Linked DNA regions of Homo sapiens: region 1 is linked to region 2. A link is a loop called in an ENCODE intact Hi-C map of the cell type or tissue named here. Cell type or tissue: K562. All regions are shown on one strand. Each heading gives the region's core, and the rest is flanking DNA. Links, peaks and the distances in the headings are about the cores only. Region 1 overlaps FRYL (FRY like transcription coactivator). Region 2 overlaps FRYL (FRY like transcription coactivator).

Region 1 (5,385 bases), core at 239-5,238, 58 kb before region 2:
GGTGCACAACATATAAAGTAAAAAAAATTCTTTCTCATTGAAAAAAGACAACTTTTCAGAGTAGTTTCAGGTTCACAGCAAAATTGAGAGGAGGGTACAGAGACTTCCTGTTTCCTTCCTGCTCCCACACATGCATAGCCTCCATTGTCAACATACCCCTCCAGGGGGGTACATTTGCTACAATTAATGAAGCTATATTGATACATCATTGTTACCCAGAGTCCATAGTTTACATTAGGGCTCACTCTTTGGTGTTGTACACTCCATGGGTTTGGACAAACTTCTAATGACATGTATCCACTATTATAGTATACAAAGTAGCTTCATTGCCTTAAAAATTCCCTGTGCTCCACCTGTTTATCCCTCATCCCTCCTGCAACTACTGATGTTTTAATTCTCTCTATAGTTTTACCATTTCTGGAATGTCATAGAGTTGAAATCAGCCAGTCAGTTTTCAGGCTGGCTTCTTTCACTTAGTAATATGCACTTAAGTTTCCTCCATGTCTTTATTATTACTATTATTATTATTATTATTATTTTGAGAGAGGGTCTTGCTCTGTCGCCTGGGATGGAGTATAGTGGCGCCATTTCGGTTCACTGCAACCTCCACCTCCTAGGCTCAGGTGATCCTCCTGCTTCCAGGTAGCTGGGACTACAGTCATGTCCAACCATGCCTGGCTAATTTTTCTTTTTTTTCAGACAGAATCCCTCTCTGCTGCCCAGGCTGGAGTGCAGTGGTGCAATCTCTGCTGACTGCAACCTCCACGTCACGGGTTGAAGCAGTTCTCCTGCCTCAGCCTCCTGAGTAGCTGGGACTACAGGCGTGTACCACCAAGCCTGGCTAATTTTTTGTATTTTTAGTAGAGATGGGGTTTCACTGTATTAGCTAGGATGGTCTCGATCTGATTTCGTGATCCGCCTGCCTCGGCCTCCCAAAGTGGTGAGATTACAGTCATGAGCCACAGTGCCTGGTCATTTTTCTATTTTTTTAATAAAGATGAGTCTTCGCCATGTTGCACAGGCTGGTCTCAAACTCCTGGGTTCAAGTAATCTACCTGCCTCAGCCTCCTAAAGTGCTGGGATCACAGGCGTGAGCCACCACACCCGGCCTCCATGGCTTTTTATGGCTTGATGGCATATTTCCTTTTAGTGTTAAATAATATTCCATAGTCTGGATGTAGCACAGCTTGCTTTTTTTTTTTTCATCAAATCTATTCACCGACAGAACAATGTCTTGTTTGCTTCCAAATTTTGGCAGTTATGAATAATGCTGCTATAAGTATCCATATGTAGGCTTTTGTGTAGAAATATGTTTTCATCTCCTTTGAGTAAATAACAACGAATAAGTGCTGGATGTGTTTGATAAGAATGTTTGGTTTTGTAAAAAACCACCAAGCTGTCTTTCAAAGTGGCTGTTTCATTTTGCATTCCCACTAGTTTTTCTTGCCTCACATCCTCACCAGCATTTGGTTTGTCATTGCTCTGGATTTTATCCATTCTGCTAAGTGGGTAGTGGTATTTCATTGTGGTTTTAATTTGCATTTCCCTGATAGTGTCTGATATGGAGCATCTCTTTGCATGTGTGTTTGCCATCTGTATATCTTTGGTGATGTGTCTGGCCCTTTAAAAAAATCAGGTTGTGGCCGGGCATGGTGGCTCACCCCTCTAATCCCAGCACTTTGGGAGGCTGAGACAGGCAGATCACCTGAGGTCAGGAGTTCGAGACCAGCCTGGCTAACATGGTGAAACCCTGTCTCTACTGAAAATACAAAAATTAGTCAGGCATGGTGGTGCGCACCTGTAGTCCCAACTACTCAGGAGGCTGAGGCAGGAGAATCACTTAAACCTGGGAGGTGGAAGTTGCGGTGAGCAGAAATCGCGTCACTGCATTCCAGCCTGGGTGACAGAGCGAGACTCTGTCTCAAAAAAAAAAAAAAAAAAAAAAATCAGATTGTTTTCTTATTGTTGAATTTTAAGAGTTCTTTATGTATTTTGGATGCTACTTTATCAGATGTAGGTTTTGCAAATATTTTCTCCCAGTCTGTGACTTTTCTTTTCAGTCTCTTGACAGTGCCTTTCACAGAGCAGAAAATTTTAATTTTAATGCAGTCCAGCTATCTTAATCTGTTTTTTATTGCTTCTAACAAATTACCTGAAACTAGGTAATTTATAAAGAAAAGGAATTTGTTTCTCAGTTGTAGAGGCTGAGAAGTCCAAGGTTGAGGGACTGCATCTTATGAGGGCCTTCTTGCTAGTGAGGACTCTCTAAAGTGTCCCAAGGTGGTGCAGGGTTTCACATGGCTGCGTGTTCTAGCTCAGGTCTCTTACTTACAAAACCACCAGTTCTGTTCCCATGATAACCCATTAATCCATTAACTCATGAATACATTATCTATTAATCCAAGAATTTTGGTGAGAGCCCTTATGACCCAGTCACCTCTTAAAGGCCCTGTGTCTCAATACTACCACATCGAGGATTAAGTTTCAACATGAGTTTTGGAGGAGGCAGACATTCAAACCGTGATACCAGCTTATCAGTTTCCTGCCTTTGGTGTCATATCTAAAAAGTCATTGCCAAATTCAAGGTCAGCTAGAGTTGCTCCTATGTTTTCTTCTAGGAGTTTTCAAGTTTTGTATTTTAGATTTGGGTCTGTGATTCATTTTGAGTTTTTTTTTTGTGGTGAGTTTAAGGTCTGTTTAGATTTCTTTATTTATTTTTTTGCATGTGAATGTCCAGTTGTTTCAGTACAATTTGTTCAAAAGGCTATCTTTTCTCCCTTGTATTGCCTTTGCTCCATTTTCAAAGATTAGTTGTTTTTTTTTTTTTTTTTTTTTGAGACGGAGTCTTGCTCTGTCACCCAGGCTGGAGTGTAGTGGCACAATCTTGGCTCACTTCTGCCTCCTCCTCCCAGGTTCAGGCAATTCTCCTTTCTCAGCCTCCTGAGTAGCTGAGATTACAGGCACATGCCACCATGCCCTGCTGATTTTTGTATTTTTAGTTGAGATGGGGTTTTGCCATGTTGGCCAGGCTGGTCTTCAACGCCTGGCCTCAAGTGATCCACCTGCCTGGGCCTCCCAATGTGCTGGGATTACAGTCATGAGCCACCGTGCCCAGCCAGTTGATACATTTATGTGAATCCATTTCTGGGCTCTCTGTTCTGTTTCATTGATCTGTTTATCTGTTCTTTCACCCTTGTCTTGATGAGTGTTGCTTCATAGTAAGTGTTGGGTTGGGCAGTGTTAGTCCTCCAACCTTGTTCTTTCCTTCCATATTGTGTTGGCTATTCTAAGTCTTTTGTCTTTCCACATAAACTTTGGAATCAGTTTGTCAATACTCACAGAATAACTTCCTGAAATTTTCATTGAGATTGCGTTGACCCTATAGATCAAGTTGGGAATAACTAACATTGTTACAATATTGAGTCTTCCTGTCTGGGGGCGGTGGCTCACACCTGTAATCTCATTGCTTTGGGAGGCAGAGGCAATAGGATTTCTTGAGGCCAGGAGTTAAAAGAATAGCCTGGGCAGCATAGCGAGACCCTGTCTCTACCAAAAAAAAAAAAAAAAAAAGTTAGCCATGTATGGTGGCATATTCCTGTAGTCCCAACTACTGGGGAGACTAAGGCTGGAGTATCACTTGAGCTCAGTAGCTTGAGGTTACAGTGAGTAATGATTGCACCATGCACTCTAGCCTGGGTGACAGAGTGAGACCCCATCTCTTTGAAACAACAACAACAACAAAAGCTTGAGTCTTCCTATCCATGAACATAGAATATGTATTTATTTAGTTATTTGATTGCTTTAATCAGAGTTTTGTAGTTTTTGTCATAAAGGTCTTACACAAATTTTGTTAGGTTTATACCTAAGTGTTTCATATTTTGTGGTACTAATGTAAATTGTGTTATGTCAAATTCTGTGTGTTCATTGTTGGTTTATAGGAAAGTAGTTGGCTTTTGTATGTTAACATTGTATCCTGCAACCTTGTTATAATTGTTTATTGGTTCCAGTAATTTTTTTGTTAATTCTTTTGGCTTTTCTACATAAATGATCCTGTCATCTGTGAACAAACACAGTTTTATGTCTTCCTTTTCAATCTATATACTTTTTATTTCCTTTCCTTATTTTATTGCATTAGCTAGGACGTCTAGTATGATATTGAAAAGGAGTATTGAGGGGACACCATTGTCTTGTTCCTTATCTAAGTGGGAAAGCTCCTAGTTTCTCACCATGAAGAATGAGGTTAACAGTAGGTTTTTTGTAGATATTGCTTGTCAAGTTGAGGAAATTTCTCTCTAAATTTACTGAGAGTCTTTATCATGAATGAGTGTTGTATTTTGTCAGATGCTTATTCTGCATCTATTTATATGATCACATGACTTATTAGCCTGTTCCTGTGATGAATTACATTAATGATTTTAAATGTTGAGCCAGCTTTGCATATCTGGGATAAATACCTTGGTTGTAGTGTATAGTTCTTCTGTTACATCGTTAGGTTTAGTATACTCATATTTTGTTGAAGGTAATTGCATCTATGTTCATGATCGATATTAGTCTGTAGTTTTCTTGTAATGTCGTTTCCTGGTTTTGGTATTAGAGTGATACTAGCGTCATAGAATGAGTTTGGGAGTATTTCCTCTGCTTCTATCTTCTGAAAGAAATTGTAGAGAATTGGTATAATGTCTTTTTAAAAGTTTGGTAGAATTCACCAGTGAATGTGTCTGGACCTGGTGCTTTCTCTTTTGGAAGGTTATTATTGATTCAATTTCTTTAATAATATAGGCCAATTAAGATTGCCTATTTCTTCTTGTGTGAATTTTGGTAGATTATGGCTTTCAAGGAATTGGCTCATTTAATCTCAATTATCAAATTCATGAGCAAAGCATTGTTCATAGTATTCCTTAATTATTCTTTTAATGTTTATGGAATCTGTACTATTGGTTGTCCCCTCTTTCTCTCTCTTTTTTTTTTTTTTTTTTCTGTGATGGAGTCTCGCTCTGTGGCCCAGGCTGGAGTGCAGTGGCATGATCTTTGACTCACTGCAATCTCCGCCTCCAGGGTTCAAACGATTCTTGTGCCTCAGCCTCCTGAGTAGTGTGCCTGGCTAATTTTTGTATTTTTAGTAGAGATGGGGTTTCGCCATGTTGGCCAGGCTGATCTGAAACTCCTGACCTCAGATGATCCGCCTGCCTCAGCCTCCCAAAGTGCTGGGATCAAAGGTGTGAGCCACCACGCCCGGCCACCTCTTTCATTTCTAATATTAGTAATTTGTGTCCTGTGTCTTTCTTCCTTAGTTAACCTGCTAGAAGCTTATCAGTTTTATTGATCACATTGTTCATAGTATTTCTTTCTTTCTTTTTCTTTTTTCTTTTTTTTTTTTTTTTTTTT
Region 2 (5,385 bases), core at 315-5,314:
ACATCTAAATGCTTAATTCCTGAAACCACTCAAGAGTCATAGGATTAGATGATCCAAGTCACCAAGAAATTACTGTCTCAAGTGATACGGTAAGATTATAGTAAATATTCTCAAGGCTAAATAGTGATTGAGGTCTGAAAAGATTTTTAAATGCTGTATTTTAGCTGTGAGGTTCTACTATAATTTCTTGATCCTATAACTATTATACCAGGAGTTAAAAGTTGTGGTAATCAGCTAAAGTGCTTAGAAGTATCACCATGTAAACAAGGCTTTGTGGCATTTCCTCCTTATAGATCCTGTCAGTAATAAATACAGTTTCATTACTGGAGTACTTCCCCTTTGCTGTATGTCTCAGAGTGGATCCTCTCAATGTTTGTTAGCAATCAACACCTATAACGAGGGGGCTTAGGAAGCAGATGAAGCATAGGAAATTGAACTGCAGTGCAGGCTTAACAAAGGTTTGGCCTACCCTACACAGAATATTATAACTGTGAGAGTATATTTCCCTTCTTAAGTAGTCAGCTTTTTGGGTAGAGAGACATATCTTCAATGCCTTCATATCTTGCACAGATCATTAGAGAAGCTATTCAACAAATATTTGTTGAATGAAGGAAATCAGAGAAAAATCTGTGGGATCTTCTATAACACCTAATCCTATCCCTATTACCTTAACCCCTTGCTCTCTCCAGTTGAAAGTGCAGTTGAGAATGGTGAGGTTAACAGTGACACAAATGGTTGTCTTGCATGTCATGAACAAACATGAATTAGCATTCTTCTATGTACCACTGTGTTTCTGGGCTTCATAGATAAGGACAACCTGCAGAGGGACCTGGGGAAAACCACAGACAAAATGGAAATAACATGGGATCATATCCAGAGAGAGAAGGAGGGAGAGAGGGGGAGAAAGGAATGAGTTTTAGGCATATTAAGGCATGCAGTTTACCATTCTAACAAGTTGTTTTTTCTGTTTGTGGGGAATAGACTGATTGGATCTTAATTTTGACACTTTTATGCTTGAAGATTAAGAGACAATCTGCTTCTAAAAGTCAGTGCTTTTTTCCTGTTGAATCTATACCTGCTTCAGGGCAACAAATTTATGTCTTTTACTTGACTTTGTTGTTTTTTTCCTATGGGAGTTCTTGAGACAGGATTTGTATTAATAAATCCTTAAACTTTCTCTGAACCTTAATACTATATTAATGCTTTACATGGAAAGGATCTTGAATGCTTTTTAAATAAATGAAGACTAGTTGACTTAATAAGTAATGTGATAGGAGAATAAGAATTAAAAACGAAGTAATTCAGAACCAGAAATTTACCCATTTTTCTTTTTTTTTTTTTTAATTATACTTTAAGTTCTGGGATACATGTGCAGAATGTGCAGGTTTGTTACATAGGTATACACGTGCCATAATGGTTTGCTGCACCCATCAACCCATCATCTACATTAGGTGTTTCTCCTAATGCTATCCCTCCCCTAGCCCCCCACCCCCTGACAGGCCCCAGTGTGTGATATTCCCCTCCTTGTGTCCATGTGTTCTCATTGTTCAACTCCCAATTATGAGTGAGAACATGTGGTGTTTGGTTTTCTGTTCTTGTGTTAGTTTGCTGAGAATGATGGTTTCCAGCTTCATCCATGTCCGTGCAAAGGACATGAACTCATTCTTTTTTATGGCTGCATAGTATTCTATGGTATATATGTGCCACATTTTCTTTTCTCCAGTTTATCATTGATAGGCATTTGGGTTGGTTCCAAGTCTTTGCTATTGTGAACAGTGCCGCAATATACATACGTGTGCATGAGTCTTTATAATAGAATGATTTATAATTCTTTGGGTATGTACCCAGTAATGGGATTGCTGGGTCAAATGGTATTTCTAGGTCTAGATCCTTGAGGAATCACCACATTGTCTTCCACAATGGTTGAACTAATTTACACTCCCACGAACAGTGTAAAAGCATTTCTATTTCTCTATATCCTCTCCAACATCTGTTGTTTCCTGACTTTTTAATGATCGCCATTCTAACTGGCATGAGATGGTGTCTCAATGTGGTTTTGATTTGCATTATCTAATGACCAGTGATGATGAGGTTTTTTTTCGTATGTTTGTTGGCTGCATAAATGTCTTCTTTTGAGAAGTGTCTGTTCATATCCTTTGACCACTTTTTGATGCAGTTGTTTGTTTTTTTCTTGTACATTTGTTTAAGTTCTTTATAGATTCTGGATATTAGCCCTTTGTCAGATGAATAGATTGTGAAAATTTTCTCCCATTCTGTAGGTTGCCTGTTCACTCTGATGATAGTTTCTTTGGCTGTGCAGAAGCTCTTTAATTAGATCCCATTTGTCAATTTTGGCTTTTGTTGCTATTGCTTTTGGAGTTTTAGTCATGAAGTCTTTGCCCATGCCTGTGTCCTGAATGGTATTGCCTGGGTTTTCTTCTAGGGTTTTTATGCTTTTAGGTCTTAGATTTAAGTCTTTAATCCATCTAGAGTTAATTTTTTCAACCATTTTTTCCTGATTTCTATGTAGACCATTTGTGGTTCATCTTTTGAAATACTATGCAAATCATTTTCTTCATGTTGAGCATTGGAAGAATGAGATTGTATTGTGTTTCACTAAGTGAATCAGATTTTTTAAATTATTATGTGTCATTCAGAGTTATAGATATGATTGCTTAGGGGTTTTACCCTGTTACCTTTGTGTTTTCATTTCCTTCTTGCTCACTTAACAACCCCACAAGAGGGCAGGCAAAGGAAGGGAGAGAACTTTCAGTTTTCAAAGTCTTTTGTAGGTATTCCTTTATTGTACTCTCTTGTTATACTTCTGAATTACATCAAAGCAGTAGGATTGGCTACTTTTGCTATTTCCAAATATTTTGTAGGGTGCTCAGTTATTTTGAAAAACATATAATGTTGATGACTGTGTTTATTGAATTTAAGAATTTATACTTTCAGTACTTCAGCTTTATGTTTTTAGATCCATATATTTAAAATTATCAATTTTTTTGGTTATTCATGCTGAAGTTTTCACCATTACTATTGATAAGTATCATTGATTGTAATAGGGAGTTTTTTTGGTGTTTAAAAGTAACTTTAGAATGTTTGTAATATAGAATAAAGTTTTAAATGACTCCTTTTCATGTTTTATAAAAGTTGACATTCCTGAGGTCTGTTAGTGAATTTTCAAAATGATAAGAATTATCTTTTGAATACAAGTTGCTGTTTTACACGTCAGCTCTAAGTTTATTTAAAAGGAAGACACACCTCAGGCCAAAGTAAATTTCTCTTTACATGATCACAGTGAAAGTTTTCAAAATCTAAATGTTAAACTAGATGGACGCTCAATATTTTATGGTCTCAGTATTGTCGTTAACACCCATTGTACATGTACGCGTACATGAAGGGCAGTTTCATGGTCTATAGCTGTTTGGTTTGTTATCAGCACAAACAGTAATGTCCTGAAAATCAGCTTCAAAACAGCTGGCAATTGACTGACTGGGGTTTAGCACCGCCTAAATTCATATGACGTTTATTTGCTCTTTGACACAAATAGTGTACCTGAACTTCTCATCAAGGAAGTTGGTATAGGCACCTTTCTGTGTGCTTGTGGGCCTAGTAATGTAGAAGAACCTTAAAATGGATTTTTTAAAGAGAGTTGTTCCTCCCATTCTTTCGGGAGATGTGGTTTTGGATACTAGTACTGAGGAAAGTTCCCCAAGATTAGTTAAGATGAAACGTCTTAGCTCACTTTCATCTGAGAAGACGGTGGATGAGCAAGGTGGAACCAATTTCTGTCATAGTAATTATGACAAATACGAACACCAACAACTAGGTAAAGTAAAAACGTATTTCTTTGCATCCTTTAAAAAAGTATTTTAGGAAAGTAAAACTATTTTTACAAGTATGAATTCTAGTGAGCAGGAATATTTTGAAAATCAAGTTTAAATATTAAAATGTTTAATGAAGTATATAGTTGGCCTACTTTTTTAATAAAATTTTTCTTCAAGTATAGCTGGAGAAATATTTATGCTGTAAGTCAAGATAAAACTATAATGCACTTAATAGTTTTGATCTTTGGAAAATATTTTGAAGCGTTATTGACAGTATGTTAGTTACACCTATAGGATATGTAAACAAAAAATAAGATACTGAATTGTGTCTGTTACTATAGAAACCATTTAAATTTTGTTTAAAAATATGTTCCATTGTTTTATTTTAAAAGATAATGAATATTTGGGCTGAAATATTAAAAAGTTAAATCTTTGAATAGAACAAGGATTATTTTGTATCATAGTATTTTTGTTATGTGTAATCCTGCAAAGGTAAATATAATGTTCTTTAAAGTTTGAGAGGATAATGGTTAATATGTTTTAGGATAAACATCAGCTTGCATATAGTAACTAACAAACATTAGAGGAAAGGAAAATTAGGAAAAAGATGAAAAAATGCTTCAAGTTTTCAAATATTTGATTAAAACAGTTTAAAATATTCTCTATGATTTTTTTTTAATTTTAGGGAGTAAATAGCTGTACCTATAAATTAATATGCTATTTATTAGAAGGGAGTTTCTGTAAACCCTCTGCAAGTTTGATATGTATTATAGCTGTTTTCCATGCATATTTTAATATGTATACATATTTAAGCATGCACATACACATTTTTATTAGCAGAATTTGAAAAAATGAGACTTATTGTCCAAGTCATTCTGATACTTGCTTTTTCATTTAGTACATCATAGACATCTTCCTGTCTCATTTGAAATGTGCTTTGTTGTGTGAATATAATGATTTATTCAATTCCTTATAGAGGAACATTTAGAATGACTACTTTTTAGTTATTAAAAATAATTATGTAATATTCATTGATATATCACTTCATACTTTGGGATGAGTGCTTATTAGTATAAGATTTCATATTAAAATTATATTACATTTTATTTGTTAAAATTGACATCATAATTGTACATATTCATGGGTTACATAGCGATGTTTTGATACTTACAGTGTATAGTGATCTTACCAGAGTTATTAGCATATCTATCATCTCAGACATTTATCATTTCTTTGTGTTAGAACATTCAATATTTTCCTTCTAGCTGTTTGAAACTGTATATTATTACTATGGTCATCCTACAGTGGTATAGAACACTAGAACTTATTTCTCCTATCTAGCTGCAATTTTGTATCTTTTAACAAATCTCTCCCTATTCCCCCACCTTCCCCCTGCCCTTCCTAGATTCTCCTATTTTCTGTTCTACTGCCTTTTAAGTTTTGATAGACAATGCGATTACCTTTGAAAACTTTATCATTTTAAGCTCCTTAGGGTAGGATATGAGAGTTCCCATTACCTTATATTCTCCCTACCATCGTTTCATGTCAGTTTAAA

What was found. A loop is a pair of places that touch in the nucleus more often than their neighbours do. Peaks named below come from ENCODE experiments on the same cell type or tissue, not always from the same donor. Only the 100,000 strongest peaks of a DNase experiment are listed, where the experiment ranks them.
Region 1: a loop joins it to region 2, with 2.1 times the contacts of the local background. A loop is called at or near these places in 4 of 110 quality-filtered maps.

The regions. Positions count from the first base shown.
Region 1 is chr4:48,736,851-48,742,235 of GRCh38, reverse strand. All of the region lies in intron 1 of FRYL (FRY like transcription coactivator), which reads left to right. Among named protein-coding and RNA genes, the nearest start is that of FRYL, 41 kb to the left of the region's middle. In K562, for the core only: no CTCF peak of the experiment used is centred there; a DNase peak (open chromatin) is centred at 2,515.
Region 2 is chr4:48,679,377-48,684,761 of GRCh38, reverse strand. FRYL (FRY like transcription coactivator) reads left to right here. Exons shown (of 64, transcript NM_015030.2): 3 at 1-89. Among named protein-coding and RNA genes, the nearest start is that of FRYL, 98 kb to the left of the region's middle. RefSeq lists a silencer at 536-830. In K562, for the core only: a CTCF peak has its summit at 2,750 (motif pointing right); DNase peaks (open chromatin) are centred at 801 and 3,461; H3K4me3 peaks cover 386 bases.